2 separate regions of the Homo sapiens genome follow, and region 1 is linked to region 2. A link is an interaction called in ENCODE POLR2A ChIA-PET data of the cell type or tissue named here. Cell type or tissue: MCF 10A. All regions are shown on one strand. Links, peaks and the distances in the headings refer to the core of each region. The heading gives the core; the rest is flanking DNA.

Region 1 (10,053 bases), core at 1,593-6,592, 200 kb before region 2:
TCTCTATTTCCAAGGCAGTAAGCAAACCTGCTGTTTCTTGAGGGAGACACGAGCTCTATTTTTCTAAAGCACTTCACTATATAAACATCTTTAAAAAGGTAATCCAGAACAAAGACAATCACCATGTTTGCTCATAGCACATGCAGAAATACAAGATACCCACTGAGAATTGTCTCCCAAAAATATGCATCCATTGTTTTTTTGTTTTGTTTTGTTTTGACGGAGTTTTGCTCTCCAGGCTGCTCTCTTGCCAGGCTGGAGTGCAATGGCATGATCTCAGCTCACTGCATCCTCTGCCTCCTGGGTTCAAGCGATTCTCCTGCCTCAACCTCCCTAGTAGCTGGGATTAAAGGCATGCGCCACCACATCCGGCTAATTTTTGTATTTTTAGTAGAGACGGGGTTTCACCATGTTGGTCAGGCTGGTCTCGAACTCCTCACCTCAGGTGATCCACCTGTCTTGGCCTCCCAAAGTGCTGGGATTACAGGTGTGAGCCACCACATCCAGCGTATCCATTGATTTTATACCATCTGGGCGTGTAGAAAATTGTTTTCCATGAGTAAGTGACTTGATCAACCACTTTCATTAATCTGACCAACAAAGGCTGGAGCCAAATCTGTTCAATTTATCTGGTAGAGCATTCAGTTAAGGTTACTACCAACAGGATTCCAAGAAACAGCATGATGTCAGCCTGTAGTGATTGACTTCAGTGATGTCCCAAAGTTCTTGTTGCCTACCAGCTGAACAAAGACCATAAACCTTTAGGATTTACCTTAGAAACTCAGGTGGCTTTCTCCTTAAGTTTTTGTATTGACCTTTCCATTTGATGCAAGATATGAATGCAAATATAGTAGAAGGTATTAGAGATTACACATATACCACATTGGACTGCGTGGAGGAAGTATATGGAAATTCTGTCATCTTCAATGATGGCTAGTGACTAGGGGCTCACCTGAATGCCTTCTAGGCCCAACATGGTGTTATTGATCTGTTCAGGTAGAGTCAAGAACAGTTTTTACCCCACCTGTTGTAATTGAATGGCCCCTATTATAAGGATAGTGCCCAGCAGGTGCACATAAATAACAAGAAAAGATAGTTATTTCTCTAGTAATTAGGGATAATTTCATACCCAAATATATATTTTAAAACCATGTTTGCTTATGAAGTTGCTAGAACAATATATCATAAATGATATGTTTAATTTTTATCTAAATATTATAATTTAAAGTTTCCTTCTGCTAAGTCTGCTAAGTAAAAATGTTTAGCCCCTAGGCCCCTTTATTTTAAAAATATTATTCACAAAAACATCATCACAAAGGCCTTATCTGCAGGCAGAATAGGTGTTTCCCCACACAGTGTGCAGATAAGCCGCTCTGATCAAAAGAAATTCCTGCTATTTGCTTGCCATTATGTCTGAAATTCCCAACATTAGATATGTATTTTTTTTTAATATAAGGGAAAGATTCCTGTGTAAGCAAATATTTATAGGGGGAAAAATGCTGTCAGTCAGTGTTTATTGTCTACAAACATTCAACTAATATGAGATCTTTTCCACTGTGACAATTATTTAAAAGAAGCTGCTTATTAAACAAGACCCACAACAGTTCAGTTTTGAAGAGAACAGAATAGAGAATTGTCTAGGTTAGACGTGAAAACAGAAGAATGTTTGGGGTGAAAAGGAAGCCAGTGAAAGTTTTAGTATCAGGACATAAAGCAACAAGAGATCTCTAAGGCAAAAAAAGAGACACCGTAGAGATCAAATTGTGCCAAAATCTCAGGTTTATCTAATAATAACCTTTTAGGTTATAAGGACTTGCTGAATGATTGGAGGCTGGAAGCAGAGCTTTTTCTGTGATGGAGTGTACCGTTAAACCCTACTGGCTCCTTTTATTTCAGAACAATGTTGACCAAAGTCCAATGAGATCTATCAACATCCCATCTCTGCTGACTCATTTAGCTGTAAAAAGGGGTTCACAAATCAATTCAAAATAGAAAAAGAGGGAAGGTGCACAAAAGAAAGGATAATTGAAAGAGATATCAAGTAAGACTTCTAGCACCCTTTAAAAAATTACATACCAAAAAAAGGAGAAAAAAAAACTGTTTGAAAATCATTTTTAGGGAGTATCTATGAATGTAAGACCCCTGTGCCAGGTGCATAATAAGCAGAAGATATAACCTTTCATCTCTCAAAATGATGAATGGATGGTTGTAAAATTGTAAAATCTGGAAATGTTTTTCCCCACCACTGCCTGAATACCTACCTGGCTTCTGCATCTCAGCATCCACAGCCCAGATTTTTATATTCCAGAAGCTAAATGGAGGCACGCCGGGCTCAGCTGTCAGCCTGTGTTGACACCACACAGCAAACGCTGTTCAAATGGACAGATTTTCACTGGAATTATGCCTAACTCAATCGTTAGTCACTCACCCTTCATGGCTTATTTGTTTTAACTTGTTTATCTTGTTTGGTCATTAGTTTTGTCTAGATTTTATATTCATTATTCTGTATCGTATCTCTGACATTTCAGTTTAGGAGGTGATTGTTTACCATATACATTGATTCTCCCAGGCCCTCAAATATTCCACAATCGATGCTAGCAAGATAGTAACTACGAACAGTCATTATTTGGCTATTTTGGGACACATTCTCCATCTCATTTTAATGCATTCTTATGTTTCCCGTCTCCTGGGGACTCTCACATATTCCTTTTGAACCTTTACTCTTTAATGCTACCCAGACAGAGCCTTTGTACCTCTGTGGAATGAATAAATACAGACTATCTCGGGTGATTTAAATCTCTCTCTCATGTGCCTTTAAAAATGCACACTTTGCTTTTATCAACCACATGTTTTGAACTTTCAAGAGAAAACACTGCAACTGGCATAGGTTCTCTTATCAGCCTGTATTATAGATGAGGGGACCAAGTCGGGACAGGCTTGTCTTCTAGGTTTCTAACAAGTCACAGACACAGGCAGAATGTATTGTGGATGCTGTAGATCATTTGTCTGGCCTGTTTGCTATTGTAGTTTTTGTTGCTAGTTTATCTATTTACTGCACCTGGAGTTTCTATGTGGCCTTTAATTGGGACTGAGCAGGGGAACTGTTACTCCTGAGGCCCAAGTATATTTACACAACAATGAATTTCCAGGGTATTTGCTAACGCTAGTACAACCAATACCCTAGTTCTAAGGGAGAAAACCCAAATACAAAAATAACAGTCCCATCTACTATCCTTTTTTGGGCTCCTTTGACTTGACGTGTGTGCTTTTTTTCATAGTAGAGTCACCACTGGCATAACTGCTATTGTTCCATGGCCCAGGAAGTCTGTGGGGGAGGCCCCTCCTCCACATATCCAATATATCCATATATTGGCAAAATATGTGCACCATATCTCTTCTCTAGTTTGTGTCCTCATCTTGCAAATTTCATATAATATATAGATAAGCTAGCTTTAGATGGCACTGGTTTTATTAGTAGACCTGAAGCATGTTCTACCTCATGCTAATCTAAAAATATTTTACCTATTTATGCCAAACTGCTAAGACATACTGACAAAGCAATAAATGAGAAATGTGGCTGACTTCTGCGGGATTGTATAAGCAGTCAAGCATCTCCAGCAGAGTCCCAGACTGACCAATAAAAGTCTCTTACATTGTGTTTCATTGCACTATGCACTGAGATTTGTATTTTTAGAGATATAAGATGGAGTAAGGGGAGGGAAAAGGGGGTCCTTCTCCTCAGTGTCATGTGAGGCCCATACCCTGGTGGTTTAATTTTGAGCATAAATGAGCCACCTATCCAAAGGCAAGCTTTTGTTTGCAGTATTCTGCTATTATCTCTTTCACAATAGCCAAAACACAAAAACACTTTCAAGGAAATGATAAACCCCAAAGTAGAAGACAACTCAGTGTATTAGTAATCTAGATTAACTCTGTTAGATATCTAGTCCAGGGAACAGAATATTCAACCTTTAAATAAATACACAATAAAAATAGCACACCCTTACTATAGGGTTACTGGACTGTAGCAGTAAATGAACTGAATAAAATTTTATGGCTTCTTAACATGCTGAGGTTTTTGCAGTGTCTTCCATCTTGTAGCTTAACAACATTTTGCAGTCTGCTATCAGTGAAACTAATAGTGCAGATGAAAATTTTACAAAAAATGGGAAATCTACATTGGTTTTATATTATGTCAGTGAAATGAATAAAGATCATATTTTGGCATTAACAGCTAATGGTGGGAAAAGGAGTGGGGGCTGGTTGCTCCATTTTGGGTCCCGGAATTGATATTTTTTAAAGAGTCAGCTGTAATTATGATATTTGAATGTCATTATCATTAAACTGATGAATTATTTAGAAAGAAGGTGAACAAGGCAAAGAGTTCCTCAGTGTGTTCATGCATTTTACTTGTATTTTGCCGGTTGAGGTGCTTCTTTCGGTGGGCGGTATTAATCTCATGGATGGTGCAGCTATGTTGTGTTATTATTTCTCTCAGCAAGGTCGAAGTTTTCTACCACAGAGCATTTGAGGGTAGGAATAGAGGAAGGGCGGATGAGAAATTGTGAAATAATGAGTCATGTTACAAATGCTGATGGAAAACAGTCTCTACTCTTTGAAACAGATTATTTTATATCTTCCATTTGAGTTGTTATAATGAATTCTTTTTAAACCTTCTGGTCTCCCACCTTGATTGGCTTGAAAAAAGCTTATTTGATAAGAAGGAACCATGATTTGAAAAAAACTATTAAAATTATATCTTGTGATGAGAAAAATATTAAGTGTAAGATACAAGCAACTTTGCCTGTGAACATTTTCCTTGAACCAAATGGCAAATTAATAATGAACAACATTTATTTTCTCATTTCTTTCTCTTCCATCCTCTCTCCAGGAAATAACATTTGCTTGTTTATAGTGCTTTCATTCCTTAGGAGTCTGTAAAATAATTTTCCTTCTAGATCTATTTGCAAACTTAGGTTTCGTTTGCCTGACCTGAATTGATAAGTCTCTGCTTTTGAGAAGAAACTTGCCACTTTGAGTCCTTCATGCCAGTCTTTGATTGATGCTTATTGAGTAATCAAGGTACATAATTTTGTGTGGCATATGAGATGGAAAAGACAGAGCTTTTTACTTTTGGATGTTATTGTTAGCAGAATATCATACTTAAACTACGTCCTACAAAATGCAAGTCAATATATTCTTGTATCCTGCAGATTTTCATGCCTTTCCATAGTTTGTAGTATGAAGACTTCGGTTGAATCGCATGCTGAATTGTCTTACTTGGTCATGGAAGTCCTTACTTTTCTGAAGAATCCCATTTATGGTTCCAGTAATGTGATCTCTTCCAACTGCCCTTATATTTCTCGCTTTTCTCTCATTGTGGAGCTGAGTACAGTTTTAATGGGGCTTCCCCTTTGATTCAGGTCCCAGAAGAGAATAAACAAGGAGATGCATGCTTGTAGTAGGTTTTGAGGGTATGATTTAGGGTAATCAATAAAGGGTAATTTTCTCCCAAGTTTCCTCTTTTCAGTCCAGTTCATCTAGAAAAGAATACAAATTTCACAAGCAATCTCCTGTCTAGTATAAACAATATGCACTATCTTTCCCGCTCTAAGATTTGGGGAAAATGGAAATGAAGGTAAGAAAGACTCAATAGCTAGGCAAACACTAAGCCAGTACAGCAAGATTAAAACTGAATTGTTTTATTTCATTAATCTTTTTATGGATTTGTTTTTCTTCTTATATTTTAGTCTTAAAAATTCTGGACAATATTTTTCCCTTTTATATATTGAGAAAATATCCAATAATTACTTTTTGTTAAGGTAATTTCTTGATACTTGAAAAGTATTCTTAACTTGTGCCACTTTTGTTTCTGCTCTGTACTTGCTTCATCTATTTAACCAAGTTATTTTCCCTCTAGTGCTTCGAATATCTTGTGTTCACATATGCACAGATACACTCACACACATACAAATACACTTTTATAACATGTAAATATTAAAGAGAGGCTAGTCAATTTATTAATTTATTCAGTGTTATTTGCACTGAATGAAGGAGATTTTATATTCCCCAATAGTATTTACATTTTAGACTGTTTAATTTACAATAAACAATACAAACCAGCCACACATTTCATTCATGTCTGAATTTTTAAACACTGGCGCTTACACAAATTAACAAATGATTAGCCTTTACTAAAGAGTAAAAGCTGAATATTAAAAAATTGATAATATTTTATTCCTTGTTACTAAACATGAATTCCTATAAGATCTTTAACTCTTATTTTTGTGTCTATCTTTTTTCTCTGAATTTTACATTAATAAACACATTCTGGAAATTTCATGTTCATCCAGTTTTGATTTTAGATTTATTTGATACAAGGCTAGTTCTATCTATCTTTTCAATAGAAGCACAAGCTCCTACTAAAATCAGAATACTTTTCACATCATTTAGTCCATAAGAACCATATAAACATACACTATGTTTATATTCTCCTGGATAGCTAATATTATGTATCCAATACCTCAAATTGAAGTATTAAAAAAGTGTCATAAGAAATAATAACATTTTTATTCCACTTATATGGTTTGAGTTTATTTATTTGCTCATTTACTTACTCAGGCCTAGTTTAATGGAACAAATCACATCACTTTATTTTAATTTTTTTTAAGTTGTAAGAATTGATTGTTTTAACTGGAGAAGGATTAAAAAAAATCCAAAATTCTTATTTACTTCTTATACAACTGGATATGGAGTAGGGAGGAGGGATGCAGAGATTAGGTGTTTTCTTCTGGAACATTTCAGAATCAGAGTTAGAAAAAAGCATTTCTTGGGATTTCATCAATCAATATTTACAAGATTTCCATGAAATGGTTAGGACTGAGACGCCATGCTGAACAAGTCAAATGTGGCTGAAATTCACCCGGGGACGAATGTTGCAGGTATTAAATTATCCATGGGCTCCAGTCAAGCAATTCAATACTCAATCTGCTCAAAGCCCAAGGAAATAAAAATCACATGAGGAATTCCAGTTTGAAAGAATATTTTCTTTTTAATTTCTGACGTACAATGGCAGGCCATCTGACATCATGTCACATCAGCTTAACTCCCTGGCTGCAACAAACCTGTTGTGCCATATCAGTGGGGGAAATGTACAAAGAGATTCTTGTCCTCAATCAGATTTCCCTGGTATCAGTCTGGACAGCAAGCAGTCAATCCCAATTGAGCAGGCAGATGGAGACAGAGCAGATTAATAAGTGGATCCTCTTTATCTGAAGAGCTGGCAGGCATCATGGTTCGCCAGGCACCTGAGTTATATTTTTAAATAGGTCAGCACATCGAGCGTTTACAAAGGGGAAATGGAGTTAGCTGGAAGATTGGCACCAGTGGGGAGCACAATGTGGGAGGTGGAGCTCAAGGTGTGCTTTGATAGAGTCTGAGGATTTGGGACAGTGGAGAATGGAAAATAACGAATTGCTGTCCCTTGTTTGATGAAAATTGAATGAACCATAAAAAGCACACAGAACATAACTGGGTAATGTCTCTGAACCTGATCGGGTATTTTAGTTTTTAAAACTTCCAATAACATCATCACTGCCGCTACACAACAATCATCAGGGCAGAATGCAGGGAGTTTCTTTCTTTCTTTTGTACTTTTTATGGCCTAGGACCCTCTGGAAAATACACAGGAATTAGGAGAATTAGACCTTCAAGGCAAGGAAACAGGATCTATAAGGTTCAGCTATAAAACAATAACATCTGTATGAGTGTGTGTGTGTGTCTGTGTCTGTGTCTGTGTGTATGCTTTAGCAAACTTAGTAAACTGTCTTTAAATCAGGCCCAGAGGAAATATAATTTTGTTTTTAACTGAGACAATGTATCAACCAACATGTAAATAACATAAACTAACACTCCTCCCAGTGTGATAAATTTTATTATATCTATTCATTGATAATGTTTCTTAAATGAATTTAAAATTCTGTGACACATTTATAATGATATACAAATTTTTTCAAATAATATTTCATAATATTCCTTACAAATAGAACTTTTTATGCCCTCATCAACAATGTGGCATTGCTTACATTTTGAATATTAACCTGTCTCAACCAGGAAATTTTAGTACCTAAAACAAACAGGGAAATCTTGTCAATACACTTTCCAAGGTATGGATTATCAGGAATGAAATTATAAAGAGGCCTGAGTTAAATTCTTAACTGCAATCACAGGGTGGTCCACTTAAAATATTCCATTTCAAACCTTCACCCTAACATATCAAAGAAGTCCAAGGAACATAAATGAGGATTCATTATTTAGCTACCAGTTTGTATGTGAATGAATAATGTATAATGTATAAACAAGTATATTTTTCCAACTTTTAAAAAGTGTACCGTTTGCTTTTTCCTTCTTTCTCTCTCTTGGTAGTAGGGGAGAATTCTTGGGACTGTGCCACATTACCCAGATTGAACAAGGCAAGATCGTGTGATTCACGCTCACAGGGTTTGCCTCAACACTTGATTTGACAGCTGGAAGTCAAACTCCATTTGCTTGTGTTGTTTCCAAGGGTAGATAAAAAAGACATTTGAAAAGAATAATTTGGGACCTCTAGGGAGAATAACGTATTGATTGAGATGAAGTGTGCAAGGCTACAGGAGCAAATTTCTCCTAAAATTAGATTCAGGAAAATTAAGTAGCAAGGGAGCAATGAAGTAACAATAAATGCTTAATTTGGAAAGGTTTTTAAAGTCTCCCAGAGTTTTTGAATCCTCTGATCTGGGTGTCTCAGATTTAGTCAGTGATTAAATGATTATTCAATATGACAATGCAGTGTGGTAGGCATTTCCTCAAGAACTTGTGTGGGAACAGCCATTTTCTCATCTTGGAGGAGAGAGAAGTAAGTATGGGGATTAGGATGTAAGAGCAAAATGATAGAATTCTGAATTTTCTTTCAAGTCCTTTGAGGAACCAAAGAAAACTGAGGATGTAGAAACAGTCTTAGCAATCCTGGAACCTGGAAAAAGTAGTCAAGTGGCCACTGGAAGGCTGTAGATATTGTGGAGCAGACATTATGGGCCAGACAGATACTATAGATCTGGGGTGAGTGGCAGGACTGGAGATAAGCTTGATAAATTCTGGGGAAGCCTGGAAAAACTGTTGGATCTGAAAGTGTTTCTCAAAGACCTCAAATTAGCAATCTAAGTAGTTTTGTCTGTCTTAAATTCTCTGCATGCCCAGCAGGAAACCTCTCCAATTTTTTGGTTCTTATTATCCTTCCTTTTCCCACACTCTTCCTCAGGAGTGTAGCTGTTAAAAAATGTTAGTCAAATGATTCTACCGAAGAGACAAAAGGACATTGATCTGTGAACAATGTCCAATTAAGGGTTGATTGTATCTCTGACTATGGATGTGGGTACAACTAAAGATACCAACAACAACAAAAAATGTAACCATGTAGGTTTTCACAGAAAATAATAAAAAGAAAATAAATTTGGAAGTAAAAAAAAAAAAAAATTCCCACTGCCCTAACATAACACTTTTCGTTTCTTGAAGTCTTAATACTTCAATTCAGTTCAGTTTATTAGACAAAGAGTGGGCCCTGTGACAGGGATAGAAAAATGAATAAGACACTATCGCTGTTAACAAGAAATTTCAAATTTTAAAAATGGGAAGAAAATTTTCATCTATAATAAGCATGATATATTAACTGTTGTATTATTCATTTGAGAAATGGTGTAAGAAAAAAGAAGAAGCGGATATTGTAACCATTTCTTATAATAGGTTAAAATATTTTTCATATTGTACATAGGATTCTAATGTATCAATCTTGAGAGTTCCATTGTGGGACTTTACTCAAATTTTCTTAGATATTTTCCTTTTTGTTGCATATAAAGATGTTCCCAAAATTTTCTTAGTGTATAGTGGTACTAAATATCTTTTAATATATTATTCTTCTCTTGTATTATATCTTTACACTCAATTGACATGAGATGACTACTATGTCAAAAGATAAATAAGCACATATTAACTTTTTTCTGTGAAGAATCAGATATAGAT
Region 2 (10,053 bases), core at 2,369-7,368:
TCACTTTGAATTCATCTGCTTCTTTATTACAAAGACATAGCACACTATTGTAGAAGTAGCATGGCCTAGGAGTCAATCTGCTCTGGGTTCTAATTCTGGCTCTTGCACTAATTATCTGTAGAACTTTGAAATAGTTTCTTGATTCTTTGAACCTCGTTTTTTTCTTTAATCTGCAAAATTGGCATAATGTATGCTGTAATTTAGAAGGTCATTGTGAACACTTAGCCAGATAATATCTGTTTAGGAATTATTACAATGCTTGGCTAATGGGAAAAGCTAAAAATTTGTAGCTCTTATTATCATTGTTATTAGCTGTATTTCCCTGCTCTATCCTACAAGCCTGTTTTTACTTCAAAGCAGACCTCTCTGAAACTTCCTGATTATGAAGGAAAGAGATAGAACAAGCAAATTTACTCTGATGGGTTAGTGACCTAATGTGGTGCTCTATGGGGTGGTAAATAAGAAAGATTGGGAAGAAAAACTTTTATAGCAAAGACTGAATATCAGAGGTAAAATATGGGGTTCTGGCTCTTCTGATGAAATTAGCTTTAGTAACTTTGCTAAAGTGGTCTAGAGAAGCTCTACCTGAATGGGTTTGGTTTCAGAAATCCTATTATTCTGCCCCCAACCCATCACACCAGCAAGCATGGAAATAGCCCATTTTATTACAAGCTACTTACTATTCACTTTTTATCAGCCAACAAATCGATTTGCACAGCACTTTTTAAAATTCAGGAACTGCGATATGAATTTGTTGAAACAAAGAGGGTCATTACCAAGTCCTATTATCCATCCTGCTGGCTCTCTCTTGGGTTTTAATTATTCTGGCCACGAGTAGATATTGGATAGGAAGGCAGGTCACTGAGGTCCTGCCAGGTTGAGTCATGTGTGCTTGGTCTTTCTAAACCTCTGTCAGCCACATGGTCTTCCTCGCCTTCGAGATCCAGCAATGATATTAGATAATAGTGAGTTGCTCCTTCTCCTCCTCATCATCATCCTCAATTAACCAGCACTCAGCTCCCAGTAGTGCAGATTATGAAGGCAGCGAGTCCCTGGGGTTTGGAGAAATTCTAAAGGTCTATAAGAAGGAAGTGAAGGAGAGAGGTAATTGTAAAAGTGAGGCCTTAAAATTAGTAATGTGATTCTGTAGGTCTGCCAGAACACCTACCAGCATGTTCCATACCCAACTACAATTGTTTTGAGTGACTGCCTCAGGAGAGAGGAGTTTGGAGTTATGGCTCTGTTTGGTGTCTCAGAAACCAAAGCTAATAACAGTAGCTGACAAGGAGAGAGTAATTAAGGTAGACTCTGACTCTAAAATGCTCCTTAAAAGTATTAGCTCTCGTCACTTCTAATATACTACACAACATATTTATTATGTTCACTGTTCATTTTTTCTCTTTTGTTAAAATATAAAGGTCAAAAGACATAGCCTTTTGTTTTGTTCCCTAATGTCTTCCAAGCACCTAGAAGAGTGCCTAGGACATAGTAAGTGGTGAATAAATATTGGTTTGATAGATGCACCCTGTTCATTCTCCTAAATAATTAAAGGAACTCTTTGAAGAATGTATCCAGTCTATATTCCAAACCCTAGGTTTGTCATTTGTGGGTCCTGTATTGAAATGGTAATAAAGTAATAGAATAATAGTTTAATGCTTGCTTCCAAATCTTATTCCTAAATATGGAGCTAAGCCGATTTTTCTTCTCTCTTCAGCTTTGTGGAGAGTTAAAGGCTTGCTGAGCCCATCATCATAATCTCTTTGACCATCCCCATCGACCTCCCTTAATTCTTTACTTATATTTGTACTTTTGCCATGTTTCTTAATCCCTCTTATAACCATTCCTTGTATTTGGTACAATGTCCGATTGACTGAATGGTTCATGCTTTTGGACATGGATGTCTAGTTTTTCTCTCTATGTGAAGATTATTCTGTAAAGTCTTTCTCTCTCTTCCTGTATTTCCCTCCTTCTCTCTCTCTCTCTTTCTCTCTCTCTCTCTTTCTCTCTCCTCTGTCTTCTATTGCTCAGAAGACTAGCATCAGAATCAAGTAGACTTCCACACATTTTTTTGCATTGTCTCCCCTGGTAGCCTACCCTGAGCTGTGCCTGACAGGGTAGAGGAGGGAAAGGTGAATTCTGAATGTTGATCTTTGCAAAAAATGACAAGAAACTTAGTCTATTTTCTTTTTATCTTTTAAAGTGCAATAACTCCTATATCTTGCAGCATATTGAGTATGAAAACAGGGATTTTATGTTCATCTAAGTCAGGGATCCATTTTTGATAGAGTCAAAATCATGATAAACTCTTTATCCACTGATACTACAATTCTGGATATAAGAGTGGCTCACTATTTTCCTAAATTTCTATCTCTGGTTACTTCCAAATGAGGTGAAATCTTTCCCCTTTAATGCTATCTCTTGAAAACAATAGTCTTTAAATGCATTTAATGCAAAAAATGCAATTATTGATGCTCCATAGTAGCCTATAACCAAAAAGAAGTTCATTTTTATACCCACTTTTGAGCTCACATTTGCAGTTGCTTAAGTCAAACAAATCCCTGTGCTAGCATTTGAAGACATATTTATAAAATTAAATGCATGTGCATGCATGCACACGAGTGTGCACATACACACACACACCATTTATGAATAAAAATACCTCTTTATCCTTTAAATTGTTTATTATTTAAATGCTGTTTAATTAGAGTGATTTGATTGACAATGATAGCACCTATATGTCCCCATTTTGTTTTACGTATCACTGATTTTTTTAACATTAAAATATAAGGATCACTATTTTGTAGGGGAGAAACTGTACTAAATATTTTGGTCTTAAAAATTTTTTCAAAGCATATGTAAATTGTAAAAATTGATTTATTTTATTAAATGATAAAGTGAAGGGAGTTTTTAAAAGTTTGTCAGCTTTCTCGTTTACCTAAAATTATTTTTAAAATATATCTATTATAATAAAGGAGGGCCTTTGATTTCAAGGTATAGATGTGAGTGTGTTAAGTGATTAGAAATGCCTGAGAAATGTGTGCTGTGCTTGTGTTCTTTCTCTCCACCATTATTTTACGTTTGAATAAGTGCCATCAGCTATCTGTATCTTTACTGAGGCTGACTCTCCCTGGGCAAACCTTGTCAGGATGTATGTGTAGGTAAAAGCCCTCTCACATTTTGTGAGTAGAGCAGCCCCGCACATGTGAGAGAGTTGTGGCTTATATTGACTGCGACAAGCCTAACAACCTTGAGTGATTCAGATGCCATCTCCCTAATTTAACATCTCATCCAATTTGTGAATGAAATGTAGCTTGGTGCTTTTGAAGTTTTGAATTAATGGAAGAAGAATAGGAAGCTGCCTAGAAGGCAAAATGTTCAAGTAATGGCTAGGTCTATTAAGTTGTCTGGTGGTGTTTAGGGATTCTCATTAACTAGGGTTGAAAAGGTTCTAGGCTACATTTACCTTATCTCCCAATCTCTGTGGTGTCATACCTTATTACTATCTATTTTTTTATTGTTAAACTAGTCCTGTGGTACAAGTGAATTATGAATTCAACCTTATTTCCCTTTCCCAGATGTGTGGTGGATTAGACAAAATTCTGTTTCTCCCCGAGGGTTGTTCTAATGTTCCTAGATATGGTAAATCTGCTTGGCTTCCTTGTTTTGTTTTCAAATAATCCTGTGAAATATCTGTTAGTAATGTTTACATGAGATACAGCTGGAGAATAAAACAAAAAAAAATTATAATGCTGTGAGATAAAGACCTTAAACTTGTAGAGATCTTAAAATATTTTTTATTTTTCTTGAGTAAAGGACCTTCTTTTATACTAGACTATAATTTCAATAAGAATATAAAATATGACTTTTTCATTCAGTACTAAATATTCAATGCCTAGAAGAATGCTTGGCATATGGTAAGAGGTCAAAAACCCTCTTAAATGAGTGAAAATATATATATATATATATATATATATATTTATATTTATATTTATATCTATATAAATATAGATATACATGTGTGCATGTGTGTGCATATATAAATAAATGTATAAGTGCTTCCTACAGTTAAACTTGCACCTAAATAGGTATCTCATTGAAAAAAGAGAGATACTACCTGGTATAGGTAGTAATAATCTAAGAAGCTTTTATCAGAGTTAAGAGATCAAATGGATACTTAAATAGCTATTGAACATACTCTCTATATCAAGAATTCCATGGGAGAATTATAGCCTACAATTAAGTGTCTTCGTTTAGAATTTAGCATTATATATATGTGTGTATATATATATAAACATATATAACTTGTGTGTATATATATAAATATATATAATTTGTGTGTGTATATATATAAATATATACATAATTTATATATACACATATATATGTATAGTCTATTCCAGGGATCAAATATGTGATCAAGAACAATTTCCTTGGTTTCACTCTAAAAGGAGAACCATATCTTTGGTATATAAGCCTTGGGCCTCTTTTCCATGTTTCAGTAGACCATGGGCAGAGCTGTTAGAGATGGTGTTTAGTGAATGAATATGAGATCATGGAAGTCTCATAAGAGAGAATGTTTGCCCCAACTGAGTTCCCCAGAAAGTAGAGTTCAAAGCAACAACTAGCAAACTACTGTGTTATTTCCTTATCAGTAGGAAAAATTTCAAAGAACCAGGACGGAAGAAAATGGAAATGAAAAAAAGGAGAGACAGCAAATACATAGTGCCTAATGGTGCTGAATTCTGCTGTCCCTCAAGCAAAGCTCCATTTTGTAGGATGGCCTTCCAAGTCCCAACAAATCGTTGCTAATCTCAGGTTGGTAGGTCTCAAAGTTGGAGAGAGAAAACTTGACCCCTTGATTACTATTTTCTCATAGGTCAATGGCTCACTCACAAGAGATGGTGCATACAAAATGCCTTTCAGAGTTGAGTCTATGCAGAAGCTCGGTGGGAATTCAGCATCTCAGTCTACAGTGGCATTGGTGAAGCCCAAAATCTCAGTCATGGTCATTATCTCAACTATGGGTTGGGAGTCCAAGTGAAGTCAGCCTGATCTTATGCAGTGCTGGTTGCTGGAACCATGACTGGGAGAAATAACTGACTCAGAATTCTGGAGATAGGTGAGGCTAGGAGGCTATGAGATGGTGCCTAAGTAGTGTCTAATTCCCGGTGGGAATTACTGATACATCAAGGAGCCCTGGATCAAATTTCTTTGGAAGAATGCCCCAAATACATGATCCAGGAGAGCTAGGTGGTAAAAATAATTCTGTGATGGCAGAGAGGCCATAATAGAAAAGATGTAGAAAAATGTGACTCAGAAGTCAGTCAAGAAAAACAGTTAAAGTTTGTGAGACATATTGAGTTAGTGAAAGGATGTTCTTTTGAGAGAATAAAGTGATGGATATTACAATAAGGGTTGGCATCTTTGTAATTATTGCTTCAATCTAGCATCCCTGAAAGTGACCAACGTACTACTGTTTATGCAGATCTGACACTCACATGGCAGGAATGAAGGATTCCCAAAATGAAAACAGGAAGAAAGGATGAAAGGAAAAAGTGAGGAAAGGCAAAAGGAAAGAAATAATTTAATGGTTAAGGAAAATTAAACTCAAACAAGTCCTCTCTCTGTTGATGAAAATAACACTATTAGCACTTTTAACCTATATTTTAAAATGTAGATCATATTCTGAGAAATTAAATATTTGTGCTTGTAAAAGAATGGGAGTAAATGTAGATATTGAGGGACATTCATTGAAATCCAGGTAACATTCATCATATGCTTCCATGGAGCACCATTGAAAAATAAACATCTGTGTAATTCCTGGAAGGTTTCTCTCATTATCTATACTTAACAAGTCATTAGTAGATTTTCTTTCAAATTTTACCTCATATTACATTGTATTAATAGTACCTAAACTGATGGAGAGTCATCATAATTTATTCCAAAGAGTCTCAAAATTTTTTAGAGAAAAAAATATAATTTCAGAGATTCAGGGTGTTGAGAACTTACCAATATAATTTTTCAAGCTTTACCAATACCCCTTAAGAGACCTTTAGCTTATTGACTAAAGGTGGCATCCTGGCACCCAATACCATTTCGCTATCTATTTGTTCAACAAATATTTGTTGAGCCCTGTATCAGGCACTATGCTGGGTGATGGTGAGTCAACGGAGAACAAGGTGTACATGCTTCCCAATCTTATGGAGCTCACGTTTCAGTTGGGAAGACAGACAAATACAAATAACCTGAAATACATTTTAAAAGAGTATAAATTCAGTATGTACAATGGGAGAAATAAACAAGGAACTGAAGGTCAAAGAGTTTTTCTGAGGACCTAACATTTAAGCTGGAACATTAAATATAAGTAGCAGTACCCACGTGAAGAGCGAGGGAGAAAGTGTTTCAGCAGAAAAGGTAGCATCCAGTGTTTTATTCCTTGAGAAAGAAAGAGCATTAGGTGTTTCAAGAACTGAAAGAAATTCAGCATGGCTGTGGAATAAACAGGTCAAGGAAGGGTGGTTTACAATAACGGGAGAGAAACAGGGTGAAGTCAGATCATGCCTGGCTGGTCAGACCATAGTAAGAAATTTGGGGTTTAATATAAGAGAAATGGGAGACCACTTAAATGTTTTGAGTGGATTAGTAGCTTGATTATAATTTAGAAAATTACTCTGGCTACTGAGATATGAATGAAACAGGGCCAAGAATGGATGCATGGAGACCAATTAGGAGGCTGTTGGCATTAGTTAGGGTAAGTGATGGTGGCAGTTTAAACCGGGACACTATAGATTAGGAGATGAATCAATGTTGCAAATAATAATCAAATAGTAGAAAGAGATGTGTGCCATAAAATCATTCATATGTACTATAATGGGAGATGAGAGAACAGCAAGATTATGTTTGATTTATGGCAAAATATGGATATAACAGAAGATAATTTAAGAAGATGTGGTATCTGAGCTTCATATTACAGAATTGGGGGGTGGAAGAAAGCCATTCAAACACAATAGACAGTATATGCCAAGCTGCAGAAGGAGAGGGCACAGCCTTTGAAGGCCTATTGAGCACTTCTGTTTGAGTGGAGAGTGGGCTGGAAAGGGCATGACGGGAGATGGGTTCATGAGGCAAGTGCAAGAGAGTGCAGGGGACTTCAGTCCTGGGTGGAGGTGACAGGGTATTAAGCAAGGTGACATTGTGACCATAACTTTGCTTTTGAAACAATGGAGAAGAGACAGCACTGGATGAAGTTGATTCTATGGATCATAACAGAATTCTTGAGATGACTGAGTATGCAGTGTAATGGTTCTGAAGTAGGAAGATGGAGAGGCTTTTCCCAAGAACTAAAAGAGGGAGTGCATAGTTAGGAGCAGATATGCAAAAGAAAATGATGCCTCTAGCTCCTTTTATTTTTCAGTCATATTTAATTCTTTTTTTGCTCTTCATATCTTTGAAAGTCCTTGGTTGTGGGGCAAAAACTGTTCACATTTGAGAGCTTCAAAGCACCATTCTCCCCAGTCTAACATGATTTTGAATATATATTTCAATTGATTTGATACTTCATCCATGTATGTTCCTGCACCAGAACAACCTAAAAATATATAGCTGCTAGATTGGTAGCAATCATAGTAAATTATTTGTAATCTGCACCCCTAAATTCCTAAATGTAATTAATACACTTGACTTCAAAGCACTTCTTCACTTACATACTTATTCTATTTTTGTCAGTGTCTTATTGTGAAAATCTCTTTATTCCCAATCATGTTGACAAGATTATAATTTAAATAAATAAAAATAAAAAGTAGTTTACAATCTTGTTTTTGAGTACTTTGTAGCCATATCTATTTCTATATTTATCCTGAGATATTATATATATTATATGAATATATATACTATATATAGTTTATATTTTATATATATAAACAATAGCCAATATTGAATGAAGGTCTGTGATGTAGCAGTTTCGGCACTAGGTACATTATTTAGGTTACTTGTAATTCTTATAAAAACTGTATCATGGAAATATTTTCAAACTCACTTTACTGCTTAGAAACTAATGTTCTGAAAAGTTAAGCTGCCAAGAACACACATAATTAAATGCTGGAGTTTGCATTTACCTCCAGGTTTGTCTGATTCTGAGGCCTGTGCTTCCTTTTTCACTAAACATCCTTTCCACCAAAATGTTTTAACTGACTTAGAGTAGAGGTTCTTTAAAATGTTGGTCTCTGGATATCTTTTATACTAAAAAAATATTGAGGACCCCCAAAGAATGTCTGATTATGTGGGTATTACATCTATGAATATTTATTGTATGAAAATCAAAACTGGATGTTTAAAATATTTATTTATGTATTTATTCATTCACAAATAAATAATAATCCCATTACATATAACATAAATAGCTTGTTTTGCATGAAAAAATAACTATATTTCGCATAACAAGAAAAATGTAGTGATAAGAATAGCATTATTTTATGTTTTAAAAATCTCTTTACTGTCTGACTTACAAAAGATGCCTGGAATCTCAGATCTGCTTCTGCCACTGAGCTGCAGCATATGTTTCTTTATTGAGGTATATGGACAAAGCAACCCTTACTCAAAGAAGTGTGAGGATTAATAAATATGAGTTAGAAAATGGAGGGGTATATTAATAGCCATTTTGGACAGTTGTAGGTATAACTATATATTTTTTAATACTATACCAAAACTCGACAAGTTACATATCAAGGTTGGGTGCAATGTGAAATATGAAATCATACCAATAAAGTTTACACACTGTTTCATTAAATTCACAGATATATTTTGCATCTTGAATTAATCTTTTGCCTAATTTTGTGATATTATGCATTAGTCATTTGAAAAATATTGGTTTCCTGAGCTTCGCAGATCTTCCAAATATTGATAAATTTATTCATTAATGTTATCATTGATCCTATCAGAAAAGTCATTAGCTATTAGGAAGCAGTTCTGTGCATGGTGGCAGATATAAGTTTTCCACAATTTTAATTTTTGCTTGAAACCTCACATTTGATCAATGGCAAAAACTACTGTCCATTGCTTTATTTGAAGTGACAAGTTCACACAGTTAATTTTATGAGACAATGTCTACTCAATACTCATGTCTTAATAACCATTGTTTTTTACATGTCTTTCAACAGCTTTCAAAAATGACATTCCATTTAAAAAAAAAGTGGCTAGTTCAGCTTGCAACTCAATAGCACGCGTGTTTTCCTTGAGACCACCACTGTGGTTGGTACGCAGCAGAAGTGCTTTGTGCATACCACTTATTTTCACACACAGAACAGTCAACATACACTCAAGATGGAACTTAATGAAATTAATAATTTTCACTACTTCTTTAAGGACATTCTTAGGTAAAGTATCTTTTTTTTCACCTGAGCTTATGTGGCAATGAGTAATGCAATGACTACTATAGTTTGGTGCCATTGCCTTGTTACACATATTAAGACATTGTCAGTTATACTCACTGTTTCATTTATACCATTGGTGCAATTGTCAGCACAATAAAAAAGGCAAACATTACCTTAATTTTTTAATGAAAATAGTTTGACTCTGCACTTAGCCTGAAAAAAGTCTTGGGTACTTCCAGGGATTCACGGACTCCACTTAAAGACCTGCTGATCTAGATCACAGTTTTAGCCAGCTGAACAGAATGTATAAATATTTGCCCTATGCATTTTTTGGTGTCTTCCATTCCAGCATTACATAAATGTCTCTTGAATTTGACCCTTATTTTAGATGGACTGTGAAATTACGTAAAACAAATTCATGTAGTATGGAGATATAAATGCTGTCCTGGTGAGATTTTTTTAGCAATGTGAAAACTTCAGAGCTTCTTCTTCCTCTAAAACCACTTTTTATTTCTATTAAAAGGAATCAGCTTCTATTCGTATGCCCCTTCCTTCTGAAATCATTGCATGCTTTCCCAAATGTAATAAATACTTAACATTTCAAACTGTTGAAATAAGTTTATTTTGTTGTTGTTTCCAGAACAGTTGCTTAGCAAACCTTTGACCAATTTTTTTGATAATGGGC

The links. Peaks named below come from ENCODE experiments on the same cell type or tissue, not always from the same donor. Only the 100,000 strongest peaks of a DNase experiment are listed, where the experiment ranks them.
Region 1: POLR2A ChIA-PET joins it to region 2 with 5 read pairs; 3 of 35 experiments call an interaction of 5 or more read pairs at or near these places.

What each region holds. Positions count from the first base shown.
Region 1 is chr18:39,599,522-39,609,574 of GRCh38, reverse strand. All of the region lies in intron 2 of MIR924HG (MIR924 host gene), which reads left to right. Among named protein-coding and RNA genes, the nearest start is that of MIR924, 18 kb to the left of the region's middle. In MCF 10A, for the core only: no CTCF peak of the experiment used is centred there; a DNase peak (open chromatin) is centred at 4,534.
Region 2 is chr18:39,403,240-39,413,292 of GRCh38, reverse strand. All of the region lies in intron 3 of MIR924HG (MIR924 host gene), which reads left to right. Among named protein-coding and RNA genes, the nearest start is that of MIR924, 210 kb to the left of the region's middle. In MCF 10A, for the core only: no CTCF peak of the experiment used is centred there; no DNase peak of the experiment used is centred there.